Linked DNA regions of Homo sapiens: all the other regions are linked to region 1. Evidence: read pairs that join two places in POLR2A ChIA-PET (ENCODE). Cell type or tissue: OCI-LY7. All regions are shown on one strand.

Region 1 (8,000 bases):
GCTTTATCTAGTACTTAGAATTATGCAGCTGTCTGCCCTGAGAAGTGGGAAGTTCCCACTCTGTTACTAGAGGGGTCTCCCTGGACTGGATGAAGAATGTGATGTATAATATGTGTATTCAGGTATTAGAAGCACATTTGGATGAGGTAATTTTTAAACTAAGGGTCTTTACTTAAGATTCTTTGTATTGGTTGTATTCATTTTTGGTTTATAACTTCATATATTTGAGCATAGTACCTTGCACAAAGTAGACCTCAATAATTATTAAGTTGAATCAAAGCTATGAAGGCAATATCCAACTGCATCTACAATATAACTTCTCAACCCCCTAGCCTATTTCATGCTTCTAGCCCCCTTGTATTCTTCTAACAAAATTTCCAGAAGCTGGACCACCATTTCAGGATACTTGGGCTTTTCCTAGAGTGACAGACAAGGAGGGGGAATTTCACATCTTTATATTTTCTGTGAATTCATCTGCCTCCAATTTTATAACACTGACTTTGTGTTACAAAGAATTTAATATTGTAATGAGCAAATAAGAAAAATTAGAAAGAGTTCTTTGACTCCTGGAAGTACCTGTATCTTTAGCTAAGTAGCCCTAGGATGTACATTAATATTATACCATCTGAAGCATATCTTTGTAAATTAAATAAACAAGAGACAGAAAAATTGGCATATGATGTGGTTTTAGGTTGCAGCTTCAGTGTCTGAAGGTAATTGGCTTTTCAGCTTTGTTTTATATCCAGTTTGATTTGTGAAAGAATCCTTAGGCCTTGACTAGGACTCCTCTGTTACTATTTGGGAGCCAGTTGGTGCAGAAAAGGGACAGTTTCTTTTTGCTCCTTTGGCGAGAAGGAATATACTAAGCAGGTGGTGGAAGTAAACCTCAGATTGATTGAATCTGAGGAGCTTCTTACAGTAGCTCCCCCCGGAGTGCTCTTGACATTTTGGGTATGCCACTTTTTCATTGTTCAGTACTTTCCCACATACTACAGGACATTTATAGGTCCTTCACCCACAAAATGCCATTTGAGCCTGCAAATCCTCGTAACAGCCAAAAAATGCACAGCATATTTTCAGATGCCCCTTAGACTGCTAATACTACCTCTGGTTGAAAACCACTATCAGGGAAAATATTTCTAATCCCTGCCTCTGTAATACCATATTCTGTACTTTTCTTCCTATTTTACTCTGCCATGCCCTCATGTTTTCATTGTTATCTCTTTTTCATCTTTCATCTTTACTAGGCAATAAGAATCTTAGGGATCACAGATTGACTCTTGGCTGGGTGCGGTAGCTCACACCTATAATCCCAGCACTTGAGAGGCCAAGGTGGGCGGATCACTTGAGCTCGGGAGTTCGAGACCAGCCTGGGCAACATGGTGAAACTCCATCTCCACCAAAAATACAAAAAATTAGCCAAGCGTGGTGGCATGCCCCGAAGTCCCAGCTACTTGGCAGGCTGAAGTGGGAGGATCACTTGAGCCCGGGAGGCAGAGGCTGCAGTGAGCTGAGATCATGCCACTGTACTGCAGCCTGAGTGACAGAGTGAGACCCTGTCTCAGTTTAAAAAAAAAAAAAAAAAAAAGATTGACTCCTCCTCTTTAAATTTTGGAGGAATGTATTTGTGAGGTCATGATGAAAATTAAGCATTTAGTCTGGCAGTCATCTGGGATGAGTAGTTAAAACCCTGCGTTCTAGGCCAGTGAGACTCAAACGTAACTTGACATAGTTTTTATTCTCAGTCTTAGAGTAGGTTTAATAACTAACAAACAAAGATTACAATTTCAAAGCACATAAAAACCAATGTTTTAAAATCTCTTTAGCCACTAAGAATTAATTTTCAAAATACTGAGTAATTGTTTCATTGAAAAGTGAGCTGTTTAACGGGGCACAGTGGCACATGCCTGTTAGTCCCAGCTCCTTGGGAGGCAGAGGCAGGAAGATCACTTGAGCACAGGAGTTTAAAGCTGTAGTGTGCCATTTTCCTGCCTGTAAATAGCCACTGCACTTCAGCCTCTGCCACATAGCGAAACCTGGTCTCTTAAACATATATATATGTATATGTGTGTGTGCGTGTGTATATATATATGTATATATATGTTTAAAACTTGTAAAACAATTATATAGTATATATGAATACCTAAATGTGTAGAAAGAAATATGTAAAACATGCATGTAAATGATCTACACTGCATTCTTGAGGTTGGATACCTCTGTAGAGAAAAGGGAACTGGGAGAGACATGTAGGCAGCCTCAATTGTATCTGTAGTTTAATTCCTTAAAAAAATCAGACGCAGGCCAGGCACAATGGCTCACGCCTGTAATCCCAGCACTTTGGGAGGCCGAGGTGGGTGGATCACGAGGTCAGGAGTTCGAGACCAGCCTGGCCAACATGGCAAAACCCCGTCTCTACTAAAAATAAAAAATTAGCCGGGCGTGGTGGCATGCACCTGTAATCCCAGCTACTCAGGAGGCTGAAGCAGGAGAATCACTTGAACCTGGGAGGCGGAGGTTACAGTGAGCCGAGATAGCACCACTGCACTGCAACCTAGGCGACAGAGCGAGACTCTGTCTCCAAAAAAAAAAAAAAAAAAAATCAGAAGCAAAAGTGGCAGTATTAAGCTTTGATAAAGCTGAGTCGTTAGTATAATCTCTTCTATATTTGGAAATAGGGTATTTCTGTATTCTCTTTGTATATTTGGAAATTTGACAGTCTTAAAGCTGTTGTTTTAAGGCTTTATCTATTACAGATTAGTTGCAAATTGAAACCAAGTAAAAGCTTATGATGCCAAACTTCTAATTAAGAAGGATTTTTTCATTTAGCTTCTTTGCTGTATATAATTATTCTCTTCTTTGTGTCTGTTTTATGCAGCCCATTTCTACTTCCTTTGTGTGATGACTAGATTTTTCCCCTCCTTTGATATTATCTTCAACTCATATACATAGAAAACACTTGAAAACAAAACTGAAAAGTTCTTTTTAGCAATGTTTTTAGTTTGAGATAAATCAGAAGTACAGTCATAAGCATTACATCCCTTTCCTTTGGTAATGTTTAATCATTCTATGAATGTTTCTTTTGTTTTTTTTTTTTAAATTTTTTTCTTTTATCTCCTGGGACCAAATCCCAAATGCATTTTTCTGTATCTCACCCAGCATATGGCCAACATTTGTCATCTGTAGAGTCACAAAATGGTTAGAAAACCAGTTAACTTGGCTTATGAGTGAACTTTATAGCTCTCTGAATGACTTCAAAAATAAGATTCCTCTTATTTTGCAAGATTTTCTTATCAGAGCAGTACTATTGTTTTCTGTTTTTATGTGGGATTTGGTTTTGATTATAATTTAAAATACTTAATAAGGGAGTCTAGTGGTTTGATAAAAGAAAATTATGGGCCGGGCGCAGTGGCTCACGCCTATAATCCTAGCACTTTGGGAGGCTGAGGCAGGCGGATTGCCTTAGCTCAGGAGTTCAAGACCAGCCTGGGCAACATGGTGAAATGCCGTCTCTACTAAAAATACAAAAAAAATTAGCCAGGCGTGGCAGCGTGCACCTGTAGTCCCAGCTGCTTGGGAGGCTGAGGTAGGAGAACCACTTGAACCTGGGAGGCGGCGGTTGCAGTGAACCGAGATTGCACCACTGCACTCCAGCCTAGGCAACAGAGCAAGACTCTGTCTTTAAAAAAAAAGAAAGAAAGTTATGTTTTTATTCTGTAACTGCTTCTAAATATTCTTCAGTACCCCATTCAACCCGAGAAACTACTGTCACAGCTGACAGGAGTTATTAACCTCTCTAAATTTCAGGGGGAAAATGTATAAATATGTCATGTATTTGATAAATAGTTTTCCCTTTTTTTAATGAAAAGATTATCTGATTGGATTGACCTGCCTACTAATTTTTGCTATTAACTTTTTCATTCTTAGGCAATAAGCAACAAAGACCAGCATAGCATATCATATACTTTATCTCGGGCCCAGACTGTGGTGGTTGAATATACTCATGACAGCAACACCGATATGTTTCAGGTATTACAACATCTTAAATTTTTTTTCTTAAGAAACGAAAAAGTTAAAAATCTATTGTTGGTGACTTTTGCTGAGGTCAGAGGATTATCAGATTTTTATATTGTATTTTATTAAAATATAGATTGATTGCTAACCCTTATAAATAGAAGTCAATCTAGCATGGTTGAGATGGGCTCCAGAATAAGAATTACTGGTAAATATTACATAACCATTATATGCCTCAGTTTCCTCCTCTGTAAAGTGCAGATAATAGACTCTCCCCTATGACTGTTAAGAGGCTTAAATGATCTAGTACATGTAGAGTACTCAGCACTGTGCCAGGCACTTAGTAAAAACACTTAGTGAATAGTAGCTATTATCCAAAAAAGAAAACAGTAAATACTCTGCATACATTTATGACTTTTTCTACCACTACCTCCCACCTTCCTCTCTAGACAATAAACAATCCAGGCACTTGCTAACTATTTGTATTATCTATGTGAAATCAAACCTTTTTCTCAGCATGTATTTGGTCAATGCTACTCATGCAATAAAAGTATTTTTCTCTTACTTTTTGTACCAATCCAGTGCTGATATTTTATAAACTGATAGATTTTAGGACAGTCAGTTCCAAAGATGTAAATAGAATCCTTGATCTTCTCCCTTAATATTGAGCTCTCTGAAGCTTAGGCTTTTTAAAAACAAACTTAAGTACAACATAAATTGCCTGATAATGTTGCTTTTATAATTATTGTCACATTGACTTCCATTTTTCTTTATTTTACAAGGCAAATAAAAGTGAAAAGACCTGGAAATATATTTAATTTCAGTCAATAGTGAAATATTTCTTTGAAGCCACTCCCTCTGCCCAACCCTTTTAATGAGATGAGATACTGAATTTCTTTTCTCTAGTTAATATTAGAATGTGGGCATTTATTATGTTTTCCTCACTTTTACCAAAAATAAATAAGATCTTTAAGGAAGATTAATGTTTAGATCCAAGAAAAACCGAACACAAAGCTTTAGGATGATTTTTCACATTTTGTTTCACTGACAAGCAGTGAAAATGAATGAGCTTAGCTTTTTTTTAAAATCAAGATGCTACTAGGCCTGTAGTCTCAGTTACTCAGGGGGCTGAGGTGGGAGGATAGCTTGAGGCCAGCCTGGGCAACATAGTGAGACTTCGTCTCTTTAATAAAATATAGATAAATATATATGTGTGTGTGTGTGTGTGTGTGTGTGTGTGTGTGTGTATCTCCAAGATATTTGGTCACAGGCTAGAATTTTAGCTTCAGAAAGTACGTTATATTTATTTGTTTACCGCTTATCTTTTGTAGATGAGGTTAACTGAAATCTTGTGAGTTAAAGATGATAGAGTTACTTGGGGGCAAAACTGAAATTAAACCAGGCATCCTGAATTCTGAAACAATGTCTTCACCATCTAATGAAGGCCCTTGAATAAGTTTTAACAGTTTGGGTTTTGTCTTTTTCATAAAGTAGAGAATTTTCCCCAGTATCATAAACTGATTATGCCCTTTCTACAGGTATTATACCTTTGGAAAATCCAAACATTTCTGCATCAAAAAGACTGTGATGTATCAGAAACTACCTTGATAAACTAGCCAGTCTTTGAGGAATTGTACTGGAAACATTCTAGGATTGTCTACCCTGTAAACTGAACAAGAACATTTATTGTTCAAGTCATCAGATATTCCAACTCCAACTCTATGCCTTGTTTGTCACTATGAAGTACATAAGGGAGACATTACAAGCTGATTACATGCCTAGGTGCTGTACTGACCCTGTAAATCTTAAGCACATTGATTGTGTTGAAGAAGGATGGAGAAAAGACTTTACACTGGTGCCTTTTCATGTAGATCTTTTTATCAGGTTAAGTAGGATTTTTGCCAGCAACCGGTAGAAAAGCATTCTAGCAAAAGAGATGGCAAAGAAGCAAAGAAGTAGTACACAGTGTGGTGAAAGATTGACGAATAAGCTGTTGTAGCTTGTATACACAAATAGCAGGAAATTCGGCTGGATTGGTAGATGGGAGGCAAATCTTGAGTCAGTTTCTAACTATTATCAGAAATAATAAACTACAAATTTTGGATAAGCTATAAGGAACCATTGAGTTTTCTCATGAGGGTAAGGGAGAGTAACAAAAGAGCTGTATTTTTAATGCTAATAATAGCAGGGGAAGAATTATTAACAATCATATTTTGGCATCTGATCACATTCATGGTGGTTTTTTTCTCTTTATAGATACTTAAGTTTCTTCCTTCTCATTGTCATTACAAATATTGCTTCAGTGTCTTAAATATTCTCTTCCAAGACCCAGTTGAAATGTCAGCTCTCTGGAACAGTCTCTTTCCAAATAAGTGCTACTTCTGTTGATTCTGAATATTAGTTCAATCCTTGGCCTATATCTTTTAGCTTTTAAAGAGCCTTTTTATTTGGGGGAATATTTTTTGTTTCAAAGATCTGAGGCCATTTAAGGTATCTTTATTTTTAAGAATAAAGAAAAGGAATATCCAATCTTATATTTGTTAACTAGTTTCCCTCTAAAACTATCCAATCTAAATAAAAAGACTTTATACTTGACAGTTGGACAAAAACACTAAAGAGGTTTATCTGAAAGTGTGCCGATATGAGGAACTTGAGGCTAAAATATGTAAAGAATGACTTTTAAGAGTCTTTATCTTTGTAGAGGGTCAGTATTTTTTCTCAGTACCCACATTCTTCAATTTTATGGTACTACTTTATAACAAATACATTCATGAACTGATAATTTCCAAATGTTTGCTTTAAAGCCCCGTGACACTTGTCACTTTTGTCATCTCCCCATTGATTTCCTTTTTTCTTTCAACTTTCAAAATGAAATTAACTTATTTACTAGCTAGTACCTCTGAAGATATTTTTAAATCTCTGACACCTCACTCATCCAGAACTCTTATCTGGGAACCTTGTCTCTCTGAAATATCCCTAAGAACCAGGAAGAGTATATATATAAAATAAATGCCACAAAGTTGATGTAGTGAAATTCCTTTTCTATTCTCCCTAGAGGATCCCTTAGGCTCTCACCAGAACCTTTTGAAATACTTTTCTCTGAAATAGGTTATTTGATTTCTCAACCCATAACAGAGTAAGAGTAGCCAGTTAAAAGAGGGGCTTGTTGCTGGAAACAAGCATGACCAAAAACAAGGAGTGATAGCTGACAACCTGACAGAAAAGAAACAAGAAAATATATGAAGTATACATAAGACCTCAAAGCAAGGCTGTGTAAGCCCTTGACATAAGGACCAGCAGCCTTGTATACCTCTTGTAGCACCTGAAGACATCACTGCATTTCAGCTTAACGTAAGTGGTATTTATAGTGTAATGTTCTGCAGTCATCCTAAAAGATTTACTTATATATGTTCACTATATTCTGTTAAATAAGGTAGAATATCTCTTTAAATATCTCTAAAGAGAAAAAAACTACATGATACACATATTTCCATCCAAAAGGGTTAAAATTAAAATCTGCAGCCATCTAGAAATCTCAGCCGTTCCTGAATTCTTCATTCCCTAAGGGTTTCGTATATTATTGTAAGTTCTCATTTAATTCCATGCTCTAAGTGATTACTTCATCAGAGACAGTCTGACTGATTAGTTTTCAAGAGTATAGATGCCCCCAGCGTTAAGTATGGTAAACTTCAACTTTAGAAATTTCAGAGACCTAATGTTCTCTCCTTATTGTGCCCTTCTTGAATGGATTTTCCACTGTGCTCTTTGAATGGGTTTATAGGTATTTTTTTTTTTCCCTCAGATTGGCCGGTCGACTGAAAGCCCCATTGATTTTGTAGTAACTGACACGGTTCCTGGAAGTCAAAGTAATTCTGATACACAGTCAGTACAAAGCACTATATCAAGATTTGCCTGCAGAATCATATGTGAACGGAATCCTCCCTTTACAGCACGGATTTATGCTGCAGGATTTGACTCATCAAAAAACA
Region 2 (8,000 bases), 1.2 Mb before region 1:
ATCCCAGCACTTTGGGAGGCCAAGGTGGGCGGATCACGAAGTCAGGAGTTCGAGACCAGCCTGGCCAACATGGCAAAACCCCGTCTCTACTAAAAGTACAAAAGTTAGTCAGGTGTGGTGGCGGGTGCCTGTAATCCCAGCTACTCGGGAGGCTGAGGCAGGAGAATCGCTTGAACCCAGGAAGCGGAGGTTACAGTGAGCCAAGATCGTGCCATTGCACTCCAGCCTAGGAGACAAGAGCAAAGGATATGTGATTTTAAAATATATATTGTATAATGAAAATGATATGTGTCAACTTTCAGATCTGCAATAGAGTCAATATCTTCCAAATGACCAATGTATTGCTGTTAAAAAATCACGCATGGGTAAAAGATCCATTCAGAGTGAAAGGCCCATAATGAACGTTGGGTTTTTGTTTTAGTATTTTTTGTTTGTTTTGTTTTGTTTTGCTTTGTTTTGTTTTTTTGAGATAGTGTCACTCTGCCGCCCAGGCTGTGGAATGCAGTGGTGTGATCTTGGGTCACTGCAGCCTCTGACTCCCGGGTTCAAGCGACTCTCGTGCCTGAGCATCCCAAGTAGCTGGGACTATAGGCACACACCACCATGCCTGGCTAATCTTTGTGTTTTTAGTAGAAACAGAGTTTCCCCCATGTTGCCCAGGCTGGTCTCGAACTCCTGACCTGAAGTGATCCTCCTGCCTTGGCCTCCCAAAGTGCTGGGATTATAGGCGTGAGCCACTGCGCCCAGCCCCCATAATGAATTTTGATGTAACCAAGTGATGTGGTTTTAGATTCCACAACTAACCTTTCTTTTTCCTGGAGACGGAGTTTCGCTCTTGTCACCCAGGCTGGAGTGCAGTGGTGCGATCTCAGCTCACTGCAGCTTCCACCTTCTGGATTCAAGCTATTCTCATGCCTCAGACTCCCGAGTAGCTGGGATTACAGGCACCTGCCACCACACCCAGCTAATTTTTGTATTTTTAGTAGACAAGGGGTTTTGCCATGTTGGCCAGGCTGGTCTTGAACTTCCGACCCTAGGTTATCTGCTTGCCTCGGCCTCCCAAAGTGCTGGGATTACAGGCATGAGCCACTGCACCCAACCTCCCACGACTAACCTTTAAGAAATTATTACCTATGAGTTTTGGCAGAGTATCAAAGAAGACTACCTACAAGGATCTCTCAAAAGACTATTAAACTCTCTTCCCTTTTCCAACAACATATCTGTCTAAGGTCAGGTTTTCTTCATATACTTCAATCAAAACAACACATTACAACAGATTGAACTCAGAAGCAGATATGAGAATCCAGCTGTCTTCTATTAATTAAAGGTTTTCAAAATATAAGCCAGTATTTCTGTTCTCTAAAATATTTTTTATTTGGCAAATGTAGTTATTTCTTTCTCTTTTTTTGAAGCAAGGTCTCCCTCTGTCTCCCCAACTGGAGTGTAGTGGTGCAATCGTAGCACACTAACCTCAAACTCCTGGGCTCAAGCAACTCTCCCACCTTGGCCTCCCAAAGTACTGGGATTATAGGCGTGAGCCACTGTGCCCGGCCTCCTTAGTAATTTTTAAGAGTGTACAGAGATCCTGAGAACAAAGTGTGTGGCCTCTTCCTCTCTTGGTTAACAGGCTGTTTTGTAGTCAATTCTGCTCTCATTCCCTTCAACTGCAGCTTTGACTCTGGTCTTCTATTTTTGGTTACTTTGTATTGCCTTCTTATTTTAGACAGCTCCCTTTGTATCTCGTCTTAGACTGTTTTGTCATTCCCCTTCCTTCTTAGGCCAGTTCCGTTGAAGCCATATCTTCTTGTGTCATTCAGAGGACCCTAAATTGCAGTCATCTAAGATGAGCCTCTGTTTCTTGTAGAGTAGTAATGTTCAGAGAGACCTGCTACCTCTGGCCCTTGAGGGCAGTTTTCTCCCCTTCAGGCTCTACTCTCTTTTCTCTGGCCCCTTGTTGGTATTTTTTCCATTGCATGGAGAGCCCTCTATCCAGGCTTGACCTTGGCCATCAGACAAGGCAAATGCCTTGTCCTAAGCCTCCCAGTTGGGTGCTGGCAGCTTCCGCTTGTGGATCTATGCCCGTCTAGCTCAGATGTTCATGCCTGGTGAGCATTATCTGGGGTATTTCTGAGCCAGCCTACAGTTGGATCTTCTGCTCAGCTCTTAAAATCTCTGATTAAACCAGAGAATCAAATGTAGTTTACATCGCTTCTTTGAGCGGCCACTCTTAGCACCCTCCCCTTTCTACCACTGTTGAAGATACTTCCTCTAGCAATTAAACACCTGAAAAAGATGATGTGTGTCTTCAGCTAGTGCTCGCTCTCTCTCTCTCTCTCTCTCTCTCTCTCTCTCTCTCTCTCTCTCTCCCTCTCTTTGTTGTATGCTGGAAATTGCAGTCTTTGTTGCTTTGGAGAGAGGAGGATAGAGAAGATGAAACTGGGTTCTGTCTGACCTAGACGATAATTCCTGCCCAAGTGGAAGGCTATCCACTGACAGAGATTGAGTGAAACAAAACTATTTCCTTCCTTCCTTCCTGGGGCTGTCTGCCCCATTCTGGCTCAGAGGGGGCAACATGAATGGTGTGAAATCCAAGAATGTTCTAAATGCATCCCCAGGACAATGTGATTCGTGAACATTCTGACTGGTTCATGGTCTCATCTTGGTCAGGGAGCTGATGCCAGGTTTCATGTCTCTGTGAGACTTCCCGGGAATCTGAAGGGGATGCCGCGAGGGGTGTCAGGTGTGCCTGCTCCGCTTCTACACTCATCCTCGGGTCCTTGGAATCAACATTTGGGGCTTGTTGCAAAATCCATCCCACGTTTTTTCCTCTTTTGTCGAGCCTGGGTAATAGCTGCCTCTGTCTCATGCTTGCCATGCTCCATCAGTAACTATGGTTGCCTTTTGAGTGTCTTCCAAAAAAGCCTTTTCCCTGCCAAAGGAGAGAAAATCAATCCTGTCTGCCTATCCCTAAAAGCTGACATTGTCGGCTGTCACAGAACCATCCTGTGAAACGTGCAGCGAAGGAGAAAGGTTGAAACTCAGGCCTCAGGGCTGTGGTCCCTTTCGAGTCTACCCTCTGGGGCCAGGAAGTTGTGGTGTGGCTCCTGCGTGATGTTTTTGAATGAATGCCTTTGCTTCCTCGCTGGCTTGATGCGACTAACAGAAAAGCCACTTTCAGAATGCCTCGCCTCACCCGGGGCCCAGATATTTACATAGTGGCCTTTCATTCTGCGAACAGTGTGTGCCTCTGCAAATATTTTAGGCCTCCCTGCATGCTTGCGGGCCCCTACGTCCCATTCACCAGCTTTTAAGTTTGTTTTGCAGGCAGGGAGCCACTGAGAGGGAGGCCTGACTCAGAGCACAGGGGGCCCTGCTGTCTGCTGCCGCCGCCTCCTGCCACTGCAGACTTGGCGGGGAAGGAAGCAGTGGGTTTTACAGCTGGTGTTTTTGGTTTAGCAAAAAAAAAAAAAAGGAGTGAAAGAGAAAAGAATTTTTTAAAAAAATACCTCGCACATGTAAAATGACACTAAATGTAAGTATATGTGCAGTATTTTGGGATGATAGAAATTGCGTGTTTTGCATGATTCATCCTCCCTCTTGATGACAGCAAAGGAGGTTTGCACTCAGCCTCTGGTATTTTGGGAGTTTGTTCCAAATGCTCTGAAAAGAGAGAGTGAGAAGGCCCAAGCTCCTCATCCCTTCCTCAGAAGGAGGGTTGTGTCTGGGCTAAATTAGGGCAGCGTGGCATTTGCTTCCTCTCCTCTCATCTGACTGGTAAAGATTTTCATTTTTCTACCAAAAACTGGGTCAGCTGCTCCATGGGTGCAGGGGGAGCAGGATGTGGAGCCAGGAGAGGGCCATGCTTTCCCAAGTCTGACTTGAGCCTAGAAATATGTGCTGGCAGAGCTGGCTGGAAGGCCCGGCCCGGTGCTGACTCCCAGCAGGTGCATCGGGCTTCCGGGACGGGGGCGAGCATCACCAAGGCCAGCGTCCAGCGGCCAGGAACACGCGGTCTTTCTAGGATTCAGCCTCTGCAAGTTACCAAAACATTGTGTGCTGCCTTGAGGCTGACACATACCTTGGCAGGGACGATGAGGCTTCTGCCCAGAGCTGGGAGTCCCCGAGGGTCAGGCTGACCTCCAGGCTGCAGCTTGGCCTGGAGGAGGGACCACACGGTGGGTGTGGTGGCCTCTCGGGGCCAATTCAACTTTCTCTTGAAGCACCAGGGCCTAAGAAGCAGGATGATCCAGAAACCAAGTCCACAGTTAGGGAAAATGGGGAGAGGCTCTCAGCTGCTTCCCAGGCCACTGGCTGGCCGGCCCCAGGAACCCCACCTTCCAACCTAACATTTACTGTGAGAGGGGAGGACTTCCTCACTCCTTGGTCACAGGCAGATTGCAAGTTCGCTGTCGAGGTTAGACAGCCCTCTGTTTAAAAGTGGAATATTATACCTCTGAAATTCAAAACTTCACTTTTCCAAAGCTATGTTAGAAATGCTATGGCAAAATACAGCACTGAGTCCAAAAACTAAAACGATTAATTCCTTCTTGCCTTCGGAGGCATTTATTTACTCAGCTTAAACTCTACATTTGTTTTGTGAGGTTTTCTGTGTATGTGTGTTTTATTCTACAGTAAGATGGTTAGGAAAAATAAGTGACCCCTGCAGATGAATTAGCAATTGGGTAGCACCTAAAAGCTAATATTGGTCCCCAAATCTACTGTTAACAACCTCCCCACAGACCTGTGGTCATTCCCCTGCTTAAAGCAGCCCGTATTTGCCAGCCCCACCAGCCTAGGAGCTTGGCAGAGACACATACTGCTCAAGACTATCCAGGAGACCCCTCCCTGCCATTCCAAGTCCCTTGCAGTTAGGCGTGGCCACGTGAATAATTCTGGCCAGTGGGCTGTAAGTGACCGGGGTGAGACACTTGAGGGTCAGTGTGTGATCTGCCTGCATCCTCCATACCCTGTCCCAGCGATGTGCCCCTCCCCCGGGGCAGTTCTAGAGGCCACACATTGAGGTGGCAAGCCACAAGATGAAAGCAGATTGGGTCACTGAGTCACCATAGGGAGGACAGCTGACAGGGGAGTTCCCTGAGTCGGGGGTGAATGAGTAAGTGAAAAATAAATTTGGTAATAGGCCAGTACAATTTCAGGTTTGTTTGTTACCACCATATACTATCCTGACTAATAAAAAAAATAGTGGGAATTTATAAAATAGTGACGAGGCCGGTTACAGTGGCTCACGCCTGTAATCCCAGCACTTTGGGAGGCCAAGGCAGGCAGACCATTTGAGGTTAGGAGTTTGAGACCAGCCTGGCCAACATGGTGAAACCCCATCTCTACTAAAAATACAAAAATTAGCCAGGCATGGTGGCAGACGCCTGTAATCCCAGCTACTCAAGAAGCTGAGGCAGGAGAATCGCTTGAACCCAAGAGGTGGAGGTGGCGGTGAGCTGAGATCATGCCACTGCACTCCAGCTTGGGCGACAGACAAAAACTCCTTCTCAAAAAAAGAAAAAGAAGCTGGGCGCAGTGGCTCACGCCTGTAATCCCAGCACTTTGGGAGGCCAAGGCGGGCGGATCACGAGGTCAGGAGATTGAGACCACGGTGAAACCTCGTCTCTAATAAAAATACAAAAAAAAAAAAAAAAAAATTAGCCAGGCGCGGTGGCGGGCGCCTGTAGTCCCAGCTACTCAGGAGGCTGAGGCAGGAGAATGGCGTGAACCCGGGAAGCGGAGCTTGCAGTGAGCTGAGATTGCGCCGCTGCACTCCAGCCTGGGCGACAGAGTGAGACTCCGTCTTAAAAAAAAAAAAAAAAAAGAAAGAAAAAGAAAAAGAAATCGTGACAAGGACACTAACCACTGCCTGCTACCAGCAGGGGAGGCATCACTCATTGGTACTGTACCCACTCCCCTGGGCCTAGAGAGGGCATCAAGATCTTCTTGAGCCTTAGTAACAACCAGAGACGAGACAAACCTCTGTTGAGCAGGCCTGCTAGAGCCAAGGTCCTCCCCACCTTCTATGTGACCTTGGGCAAGCTACTTCAACTCTCTGGACTTTGATCCATGCCTCCTTTGGTGATCTAGGCATGAAGGTCCCCATCTGCCCAGGCAGCAGTCTTCACAGACAACCTTTACAGTTCCTGGCTGCCCTAAGGGTGCTGTGATGAAATGGCGGCTGGAAAGAGGAAGCCCTGCTATCCATATTCTTGTTTACATTCAGAAATGTCCCTGGGGTGCCCAGGTCTGTATCTGTCAAACCTGGAGGGTCGTTCGTATGGAATATCCCAAAGCCGAGGGCCTGCATGGCCTTCTTGGTGCCACCCTCAATGCCTTTGCGATGCTACAAGTGCAATCTCTGAGCTAGTGACCTGGACAGTGAACCCACCTGTCCTGGGATATCATCTTGCTCTTGTTATTAAAAGCACAGCGTTGCTCACACACGTGTGCAGGGGCATTTCCCTGAAGATGCGCATTGCGGCATTATTGCTGATGGCAAAAATGTAGACATCCTAAATGTCCCTAAGGAGCAGACTGGTTAAGCGCCTCTATATCTATACGACGAACCATTATTCAGCCATATTAAAATCAGGCAGCTGTCTTTGTTAGGTTTTGCTAAAGTCTTCCGAGAAATGTTAAGTGCCAAAAGCAAGGTGCAGACAGTGTGGATAGTGCACACCCATTTTATATATATACACGTAGACACAATCGTGTACACATCTGTGTGTGTATTCTCTGTAGTCGGAAGGTAAACAAGGAAGCAGTAACGGTAGTTGCCTCTGGACTTGGGTCTGGTGGGACAGAGAGTTAATTTTTATTGTAAGCTCTTGTACTTTTCTTTTTAACCGTATATGGATGTAGTCTGTTTTCCTTTAGGTTATTTATTTATTTATTTACTTATTTATTTGAGATGGAGTTTCTTTCTTGTTGCCCAGACTGGAGTGTAATGGCATGGTCTCAGCTCACTTCAAACTCCACCTCCTGGGTTCAAGCGATCCTCCTGCCTCAGCCTCCCAAGTAGCTGGGATTATAGGCACCCGCCACCATGGCCAGCTAATTTTTTTGTATTTTTAGTAGAGACAGGGTTTCACCATGTTGGCCAGGCTGGTCTTGATCTCCTGACCACAGGTGATCCGCCTGCCTCCGCATCCCAAAGTGTTGGGGTTACAGGCATGAGCCACCGCGCCAGGCCACCTTTACGTTTTTTAATCAGGGAAGTAAAGAAGGAAAGCATTGGCTTTGGAATCCCAATCTTAGATTTCAAGCCAAGCTTTGCCACATCAGAACTGTGTGGTTTTGGGCAAGCCTCAGTTTTTGCATATGTGAAATGGGGATAACAATAGCTCCTCCCTCTTGGGTTGTTGTGAAGATGAAAGGAGACAACGTGTAAGCGTTTAGCACAGGACCTGGCACCCAGTAAGCTATTTTTTGATGAGGCCCAAAAAGCTCACTGTCCATTTGACCACAGGACCCAGATATCTGACAGAATCATTAAGACCATTCCTTGAAGTGGGAGTGTTGGTAATGGTTTTAATATTTTATCACCTGGCAGCGTCCTGTGGAAAACACTCATTCGTAGCCTCTTCCTGTGCTTTGCCCAGCCTGCTATTAACAGTCCCCAAAGCCTTCGTAAAAAGTATGCTTCTCCATATGATTTCCCAAAACTCGTAGTCAATAGACAGGATTGATGTATAGCTGGGTGAACATCCTTTTCTCCTTGAGCTTTTACGGAGGATGTGAGGGAAAGGGCTCTTCTTATCAAATGAGGGAGAAAAGACTCTCAAAGCCATTATGTGTCTGACACCAATTCAATTACCCCACCCATGCCCTTTTCAGCTAAGCACTTCCTAAACTTCATTAGTGCTGCAGCAATGCTGCCAGCTGACACCGTACCCTTTACTGAAAAATGTTGTACACAGAAGAGGACAAATCTCCACTGCGGCAGGTCATTGCGGCATTCCTGCTTCCTGACTAAGGTGACCTGGGTCTTCCTCCCA
Region 3 (8,000 bases), 86 kb before region 1:
TCTCGGCAGTGAAGAAACCTTGAGGGGACCTTTCCTGAAGGGTTGGAGGTTCCCATTGACTGTCCTGATAAAGTCCCTATGGGGCTATTCTTGATTGAATAACTCAGACCTCGGGCAATGCTGTTGTGGTATCATTAGACTACCTGGTCAGACAAAAGGAGGAAAGCATCTGGTACTGATTTTAATATAATTTCCCTCTTTGGCAGAGTTTCATCCCTGAAGTCAGTTGGTAAGGAACTAAGAAGGAAAACAGAGAGTTGTAGATCTCTTAGGTGGCTTTATTCTTCCTCTATCACTTTCTAGACCTGAGGGTAAAAGAATGGGATGGAGTTTTTCTAAAAACTAGAGCAGCAGAGAAGCAGCACTAAGAAAATTGAAGAATAGGCCATTCTCAGACAGAAGAGGCAAGAGAAGCCTTGGTAACATTGGAGCAAGGTTGAGAAGGGCAGTGTGCCTACAGAGGAACCCATGAACAGTTCCCATTGTTTACTGATTTTACCTTGCTAGACTAGAAAATGCATTTGTCAATAGGAATGTTATCATCTCCAAGGGGGCAAATATTGGTTCTCAGTGGATGAACAAAATCTTAGATATTATAATGGCTTGTGGCCTTCCCAATGGCCACAGTAAATAAGCAAATATACAGTGTATCTGTGGAGTTTAAATTTCATGAGTGGAGTAAAGGTTGGGGTGGAGTACAATTAGGAAAAAAAAATGTCTAAAGGTCTCCTTTGGGGGAAGGGTGATAAGGAAAAAAAAAAGGTTGAGGAACAGTGTTCCAGAGCAATTATATTTAGTTTCAGCTTCAAATTATTCACTCCTGCTTGTAATTCCCTTTTGTTCTCTATCCTTTCATTTAAAAACATATAAGTTATGTGTTTGAGGGGGTGTGGGGAATTAGGCCTCCTGCACCTTACCTCCCAGCTGGGAGCTCCCAGGGAGGCCTGGGATCCACGTGGAGACAGGCAGTGAAGGAAGCAAGAGCCCAAGGCAGAGATGAAGGCTGTGGGTGGATCCACGGCCACGGGGGCGATTCAGAAACTGACAGGAGGCCAGTTCCGTCTGTGGGTCTTGAACTGTGGTGCCTGGACCAGCAGCAGCGGCGGCATCACTGGGAACTTGTCGGAAATGCAAATTCTCAGGTCCCACCCCAGACCCGCTGAATCAGAAACTCTAGGGGTGGGGCCCAGCCTCCAGGTGAGTCTGATCCTCCCTCAAATTTGAGAGTCATTGGTTTAGAAGTGAAACAGGTGACTCAAGGAAATGAGGAGGTACGCTTTGGGAGAAAGGAACAAGAAAGCAGAGTTTCAGTAAACTAAAATTTCCCACTCTCTAGTTTTTTAATCATCTTTAAAAATTTTCTTTTAGACCCTAGCAATATAAATATTGCTCGTTTCCACTAGGGAGGAAAACAACTCTGCTGTCAAATTTGCTGAGCACAAAGTGAAAGGAAGTCTGCAATCTGTTGGCTAATTAAGACCCATGTAAGTAATCAAGGCAGACAAGTCAAGGACAATGAATCTCAGGCTTGTCTTGGCTGATTCTGCCAACTTCACCGATCACCTAAACTAAATAATCAGCAATCACTTTATTTTGTGTTGTGTAAACACAGTAGAAATGTTCACAAAGTATTCCTAATGTGTAGCAGAAAGATTGTTACTTACTCAGCTTCCTATGTAGGGAAGCTAACATATCTATTCAGGATCACACTGTCACTGATGGCAAGATCCAAGCTCCCAGGTTCTGACTCTAAACTTTCAAATGAAGAGTTCAACTTCTTTTTCTTTTTAATTCTCTCCTTCCTTATGAACTACAGCAATTTGATTTGTAACTTTATTTTTTTTTCTATTTATGAAGCATTAGCAATTATTTGCCCTGAAAACATTTTTAATAAGAAGAAAACTAAGGTTGAATGCAAACAATTTAATAACAACCCACCTCAGTTTGGTCCTTCTGCGCCTTAGGCCACTGCCAGGTGCATGAACTTGCAAAACCCTAGATTAAAACCCAGGTTCTCCACAGCGCTTTTTGCAGAGTTAATTTCTGTCAGAGACATATTAATGACAGACTTTAGAAGAAACACCAAATAACAGTGACTTTCCAGTAACTTCAGTACTAGTCCTGCCCCTAGGTTACCCTATGAAGCTAGACTCCAGTGAAAATACGCCAACGATTCTTTTCCTGACCAAAACCATAACTGAGTCTCTAGAAAAATTTGTTTGCTGTGATTTGTATTTTTGATATAATAATTATGCCTCCATGCTATTTCTGGTTTATATCTAAAATGACCTTGTACCAACTCTTTTGACTACTCTGGCAAGGAGACACCTAAGATTAACCCTAAACAGGTTAGCTATCTCATAAGGAAGTAAGTCTTCACTCCCTTATGATTTAATAAATCCAAAATACATTTTTTAAATGGTATTGCCCTCCGTCTCTTACTGAACCAGTTAATGTATCACCTTTACAATAACTTTTGTCTGTGTTTCTCAAAAGCCTGTGCTGGCCTTGATCACATGTCAAATTTCAGGTCCTATGAGTTCTTGACCGTGTAGTTATTTGGAAGCTCATAGCATCTTTCTCCTTCTGGTGGGTTTTTAGATCATCTCTCTTTGCAGATTTGTACAGAGAGGTCTGTTTCAAACCAACACCCTCCCAACTCCCAGATGCAGGCTGAACTAAGAGCTAATGAGAAGGCATTCCTGCAGAAGAAAGGAACTGCTCTCAAGATATGCACAGCCTCAGTGTTGTTTTTTTTTTTCTTTTTGAAACTGAATGTTTTGTAAAGTTCTTTAATTGCCTTTTTATTTTTGAGCAAATCAGAGAGGGAGACCCTAAGTGTCCTATTATATTATCAAGTGAGTACATATGTAAGGAAAGTCTTTTCTTCTATTGTTTTTTTTTTTATTTGAAACACTGAATTAGACAAATAATTTACACTTAGTGGCAGGTGTAATCCTTCTTAAAGACATTTCTTAAGGATCTCCAAGCTTTCCCTGAACAAGCATACATTTTATTCAAACTATGAAGTAATACCCACTAGAGCCTCTCTGGGTATTGCAAAACACTCTCTGCATGTTCCAAAAGAGCCTTCTTTTAGTACAAACTGTAGGTAAACTAATGAAACCACATCATAAGAGCAAGCCTGAGCCACAGATACTAAAGGCTAATGTTTATTGAACACTTACTATTTGCCAGGCACAGACCTGAATGTTTTACATGTATTCATTTGGACTTCATTAAAAATCTGATGACCTAAGTAGACTTATCATCCTCATTATACAAATGAGGAAAGTGAGGCCCCGAAAAGTTAAGTAACATGCCCAAGGTCACCCTGCTGGTGAGTGGTCAGGCCAGTAAACAAGAGCTCTCATATATGGCTTGGAAAGATCTTCCCCACCCCCAACCCCCACTCTTTTATCCCACTGCCTCCCTTTCATCCTCCTTCCCACTTGCCTCTTTATGCATTTTATACTGTGGGGTTGGTTAAGCTGGAGCTCTGGTTGCCTTCAAATTCCTTTCTTTCCCTAAACCCTGTCTTAACCTACCCACAGCCCTGCCCCTGACTGGAGTCACACAGAAAGCCTGAACATCTGACACTCATTGGTCATGCTTCCTCCCACTAGGGACTCATTTCACGCTGTGCTTAGAGATGCATGCAAAAGCATTATCTTCTGCTGCAAGCAGCAGCCCCTAGGATGTACATGTGCTCTCTGCTGATGGCTAAATTTGGGGAAACTGAGACACTCTAACACAGCAGGAGCAACTTAATTTCTCAACTGCTTACATTAAAGATGAGACCAAGGATGAACATACTTGGACTTTTTCAACCTGATGTTTCATCTATCATGCTGCCCCTCCTCCCAAGACTTTCTCTTCCTGAGGACCTCTTGGTGAGAAGTTGCCCACCCCATACCCAAGCCAAAGTGGAATGGCAGAGCCCTGCCAGAAAACCAAGCAACATTTCTACTAAAGGCAGGTGGCTACTGCTCCTTCCTCTTTCTCCTTATCTGAGATGATTAGAAGTCCAGGTACAGAGGAACTGACCCATGTGTCCTACCTTGAGGACCCTGCAGTATTAATTAGTTATCATTGTCTGCAGAATGAAAAAGAAAAGAGCCTGTGCATGAATAGCAAACAACACCCTGTCCTCCTCCCCACCCCACCAAATACTTGTGTCAAGAGCAACTGGAGGCAGCAATTGTTCTATTCAACATTTGTCTAGTTGAGACCATTTTGGGGTCTGCTTTATCTCTGCCAGAGTTCAAATCCATGGGAAGTTTTAGGAGATGCAATAATAATATTGGAGATTTATATTTGCTGCATACAACTTAGATCATATCAAGGTTATCATCCAAAACTTATTTGAAGAATGTTTCATGTAACATCCAGGAATTTGAGAGCTTGTTAAGGAAAAGTTTTCAAATGTAAGAACAAACACAAAGCCAGACTCCTGGTATGGCTGAACCGTGGCAGAGATAATTTCCCTCTCATTTCACAGTCAACATGGGTTTATGGTGAGAGCCAGAGACAAAGATTCCTGTCCTCATGAGACTTTCCAATGGCTTATTTTGGGAGATTCTTGGATACCAGCTATTTACTTTCAAAAAGTTCAGTGGGAATTATTTTAATGTAAGAAATACTCATGACAGCCGGTTCGGGGGCAACTTTTCCAAACATGCTGTAACAAAATTGGCACTTTTAGCTAAATCACACCCTGTTCTTCAGACATTTGACTCAGATTTTTCTTTACTACAGTAAATCTGTACTTGGATCATGGAAGCTTGTAGGGACTAGCCATGTCAGTCCCACCTTGAAGACAGAGTTCCAGGCTGGATTGCATTTTCTAGAACAAATCCTTTAAATATTTTCATTCAAAGAGAACAGTAATGACAGCTTCCAACAATCAAACTGAATATTTTAGTAGAAGCTTTTCTAGACATTTGTGTTGGGATAACTAATGGAACTAATAGATTTAAGAAATTTCAGAACTCCTAATTAAGCCCTGGATACTGCCTCAGATTCTGAATGACTGAATATATTGGGCATTTTATGCCTCATCCTTCATGTAGTCCAACAAACACCTATTCTATATTTATTCTAAAAAACTTTACTAAAAACTTTACTAATATTAAATTTTCTAAATACTTTCTAAAACTTTACTAATATTAAATTTTTTACTTAAGATCTTCAGAAAATTTTCCAAATTTTATAAATTGTATACATTTTTGATGCTGCTATTGCTATAGATGTCTTCTGGAAGTTGAGTTGTGCCTTTAGGAATATTTTCCCACTACATCACTGTAATGAGTGTTACAAAAAAAGTCTCTGTACATTCTGCATGCCTTGATTAAATGTATTAATTTTCTACCAAATCACTATTCCTATAAGTGTTTAAAATAAAAATGAATATGGTCTTCAAACATTCATTCTAATACTATTTACTCTCCCCGTTTCAAAAACTCCCAAATACTCAAAGTTGCATATTTCTCAGATTCTGTTATATATGATTGCAACAGCAGTGAGTGATTGAAAGACATTTTCCCTAGAGTTTTAAGTCCTTTTCTATGCAAAGTTTCAACAACAAAAAAATTTTTTTTAAATAGAGACAGGGTCTTGCCATGTTGCCCAGGCTGGTCTCAAACTCCTGAGCTCAGGCAATCCACCCGCCTCAGCCTCCCAAGTGCTGGGATTACAAGTATTAGAGCCACCGTGCCAGCCAGTTTCAAAGAAATTATAATGAAAGAAAGTTAGGCAGCACAGTAGGAACAAGAATTCCACTTCCATGTCATAAAGACTCAGGATCAAGTCTTCTAGAGCCCTAGCTCTAACTAGCTGCGTGACCTTGAGCAAGTTACTTAATTTTCTAGACCTCAGTTTCCTCATGAGCAAAATGAAAATATTAACACCATCCTCAAAGTTACTGTGAGGACTAATTAAAATAATACTTGTATCCTGCTTAATCCAGTGCCAGCACATAGTAAGCTCTGAATAAGTGGTTGTTAGAATTATTACCAACACGTGGGAGGACCAACTTTACATGAGAGACAGTGCTGGGTGGTCTCACATATGCTACCTCATTTAATCCTTCACAATCCTGAGAAACAAGGAAAAACTCTTCCCATTTTTATGGATTAGGAAAGTAAGGATCAGAGAGGCTGAGTAACTTATTCAAGGTCATATAGCAAAGTGACAGGGCTGGAATTTGCAACCAGGTCTGCCTGACCCTAAAGTTCATTTTTACATGGAAGTTCATCCTTTCCAAATTTCTTTTACTATTTCATGCAAAAATAGAGATTTCCATTTTCAAGTTTGTGTCCTTTAATACATAGCTACATGAAACTGCTTCTTTTATATTATCATAAATAACAAATATATCTTCTGCCATATTTAGTTCTTTATTCAATTCGAGATAAACATATTTTGTCTAAAGGTTTTATTGGCATTTGGAAGAAACTCAAAGTCTGTACTCAATTAAGATCTGTAAACAGAAGCCAGATCAAATCACAGAAAAAAGAGATTCCCAGTGCTGGGTATGGATCTGTCTTGATCTAAATTTGGATTTCAATCATTGTAACCCATCTTTATATATTCCTGTCTTCATTCAATAAATATTTATTGAATGCTGTATGAGTTAGTCATGGAGCCTGCCTTCAAGGAGCTTAGGGTTCAATAGGAAAGAGAGATATACAAAAAGACGTATAATTCCAGGCAAGAAACAACGGTAGGTGCTAGAAGAAAAATAGGGAGAAAATGATGGGGAGTCTCAAGGGTGGCCGTTACTTCCTACTGGGGAGCAAAGGATCAAAGAAGGCTTTGGGGGAAAAGTGGCCTCCTCTATTAATTGCTCCATCCATCTGTAAACTATTCACGAATTTGTTTTAAAATGCAGCAAGTCCCCGGATAATGCTGTTTCGTTCAACATTGTTATAACGTTGATGAGAAAGAAAAAATGGCCTCTGCGCCAGGGCCCCTGTCTGTGTGGCATCTGCATATTCTCCCCATGTCTGCATGGGTTTTCTCTGGGAACTCCTACTCAACTTTCCTCCCACATCCCAAGATGTGCACATTAGGTAAACGGGTGCATCTAAATGGTCCCCATATGAATGAGTATTGGAGTGTGATGCACTCTGTGATGGGATGGTGTCCTGTCCAGGGCTGGTTTCCATCTCTGTGCTCTGAGGTGCTGACATACGCTCCAGTCACCTGTGACCCTGAACTGGAATATGCAGGTTGGAAAATGAATGAATGAATACAAGTTATTATAAAATAAAAATCTGAAAAGTGTTCAATAATCACACAAATGCACAACAATAAATGATGCAGCACAAAAGCACTTAGCAAGCCTACCAGATTTGTCCTTGTTTGATTTTGAACCGTATTGGTGGGAGAAGATGCTCCTTATGATTTGTACTTTGCAAACATTTATTCTTTGATTTAACCCACTACCTTTATGCCTACCATCACTCAGTGATTCACCAAAATTGGGTAATTATCCTGTTTATATTAATCTTCCTTAAATGTAGGTATAACTCACGTTTATTTCAGTGTTTAATATTATAAGTGTTTAGGGTCTTTATTTATAAGTCTGGTGATGTTTCTGTGATCAGAAATATGCCATAGAAACTTAATTCTTTTTAAAAAATGTTATTTTCATACATTTAGGAGGTACAGGTGCAGATTTCTTACATGTATATAGTACATAGTGGTGAAGTCTGGGCTCTTAGTACATTTTCAACCCTCACCCCTCTCCCACCTTCCCACATTTTGGGGTCTCCAGTGTTTGTTATTCCACTCTGTATGTTCATGTGCACCCACTGTTTAGCTTCCACGTGCAAGTGAGAACAGGTGGTATATGACCTTCTGTTTCTGAGTTATTTCACTTAGGATAATGGCCTCCAGTTCCATCCATATTGCTGCAAAAGACATGATTTCATTTTTCTTTATAACTTTATTCCATGGTGCATCTACACCTCATCTTTATCCAGTCCTCCATTGTT

The links. Peaks named below come from ENCODE experiments on the same cell type or tissue, not always from the same donor. Only the 100,000 strongest peaks of a DNase experiment are listed, where the experiment ranks them.
Region 2: POLR2A ChIA-PET joins it to region 1 with 6 read pairs; 1 of 35 experiments calls an interaction of 5 or more read pairs at or near these places.
Region 3: POLR2A ChIA-PET joins it to region 1 with 5 read pairs; 2 of 35 experiments call an interaction of 5 or more read pairs at or near these places.

What each region holds. Positions count from the first base shown.
Region 1 is chr2:64,096,424-64,104,423 of GRCh38, reverse strand. PELI1 (pellino E3 ubiquitin protein ligase 1) reads left to right here. Exons shown (of 7, transcript NM_020651.4): 4 at 3,925-4,026; 5 at 7,814-8,000. Among named protein-coding and RNA genes, the nearest start is that of PELI1, 44 kb to the left of the region's middle. In OCI-LY7, no CTCF peak of the experiment used is centred here; DNase peaks (open chromatin) are centred at 2,213, 2,585, 2,903, 3,573 and 1 weaker place; H3K4me3 peaks cover 2,343 bases; H3K27ac peaks cover 8,000 bases.
Region 2 is chr2:65,296,477-65,304,476 of GRCh38, reverse strand. No RefSeq gene overlaps it. Among named protein-coding and RNA genes, the nearest start is that of ACTR2, 73 kb to the right of the region's middle. RefSeq lists an enhancer at 3,538-3,647. In OCI-LY7, a CTCF peak has its summit at 3,425; DNase peaks (open chromatin) are centred at 2,266 and 3,226; H3K4me3 peaks cover 2,400 bases; H3K27ac peaks cover 3,017 bases.
Region 3 is chr2:64,182,501-64,190,500 of GRCh38, reverse strand. LINC00309 (long intergenic non-protein coding RNA 309) reads left to right here. Exons shown (of 6, transcript NR_033837.1): 5 at 1,369-1,484; 6 at 4,759-5,423. Among named protein-coding and RNA genes, the nearest start is that of LINC00309, 19 kb to the left of the region's middle. In OCI-LY7, no CTCF peak of the experiment used is centred here; a DNase peak (open chromatin) is centred at 3,620.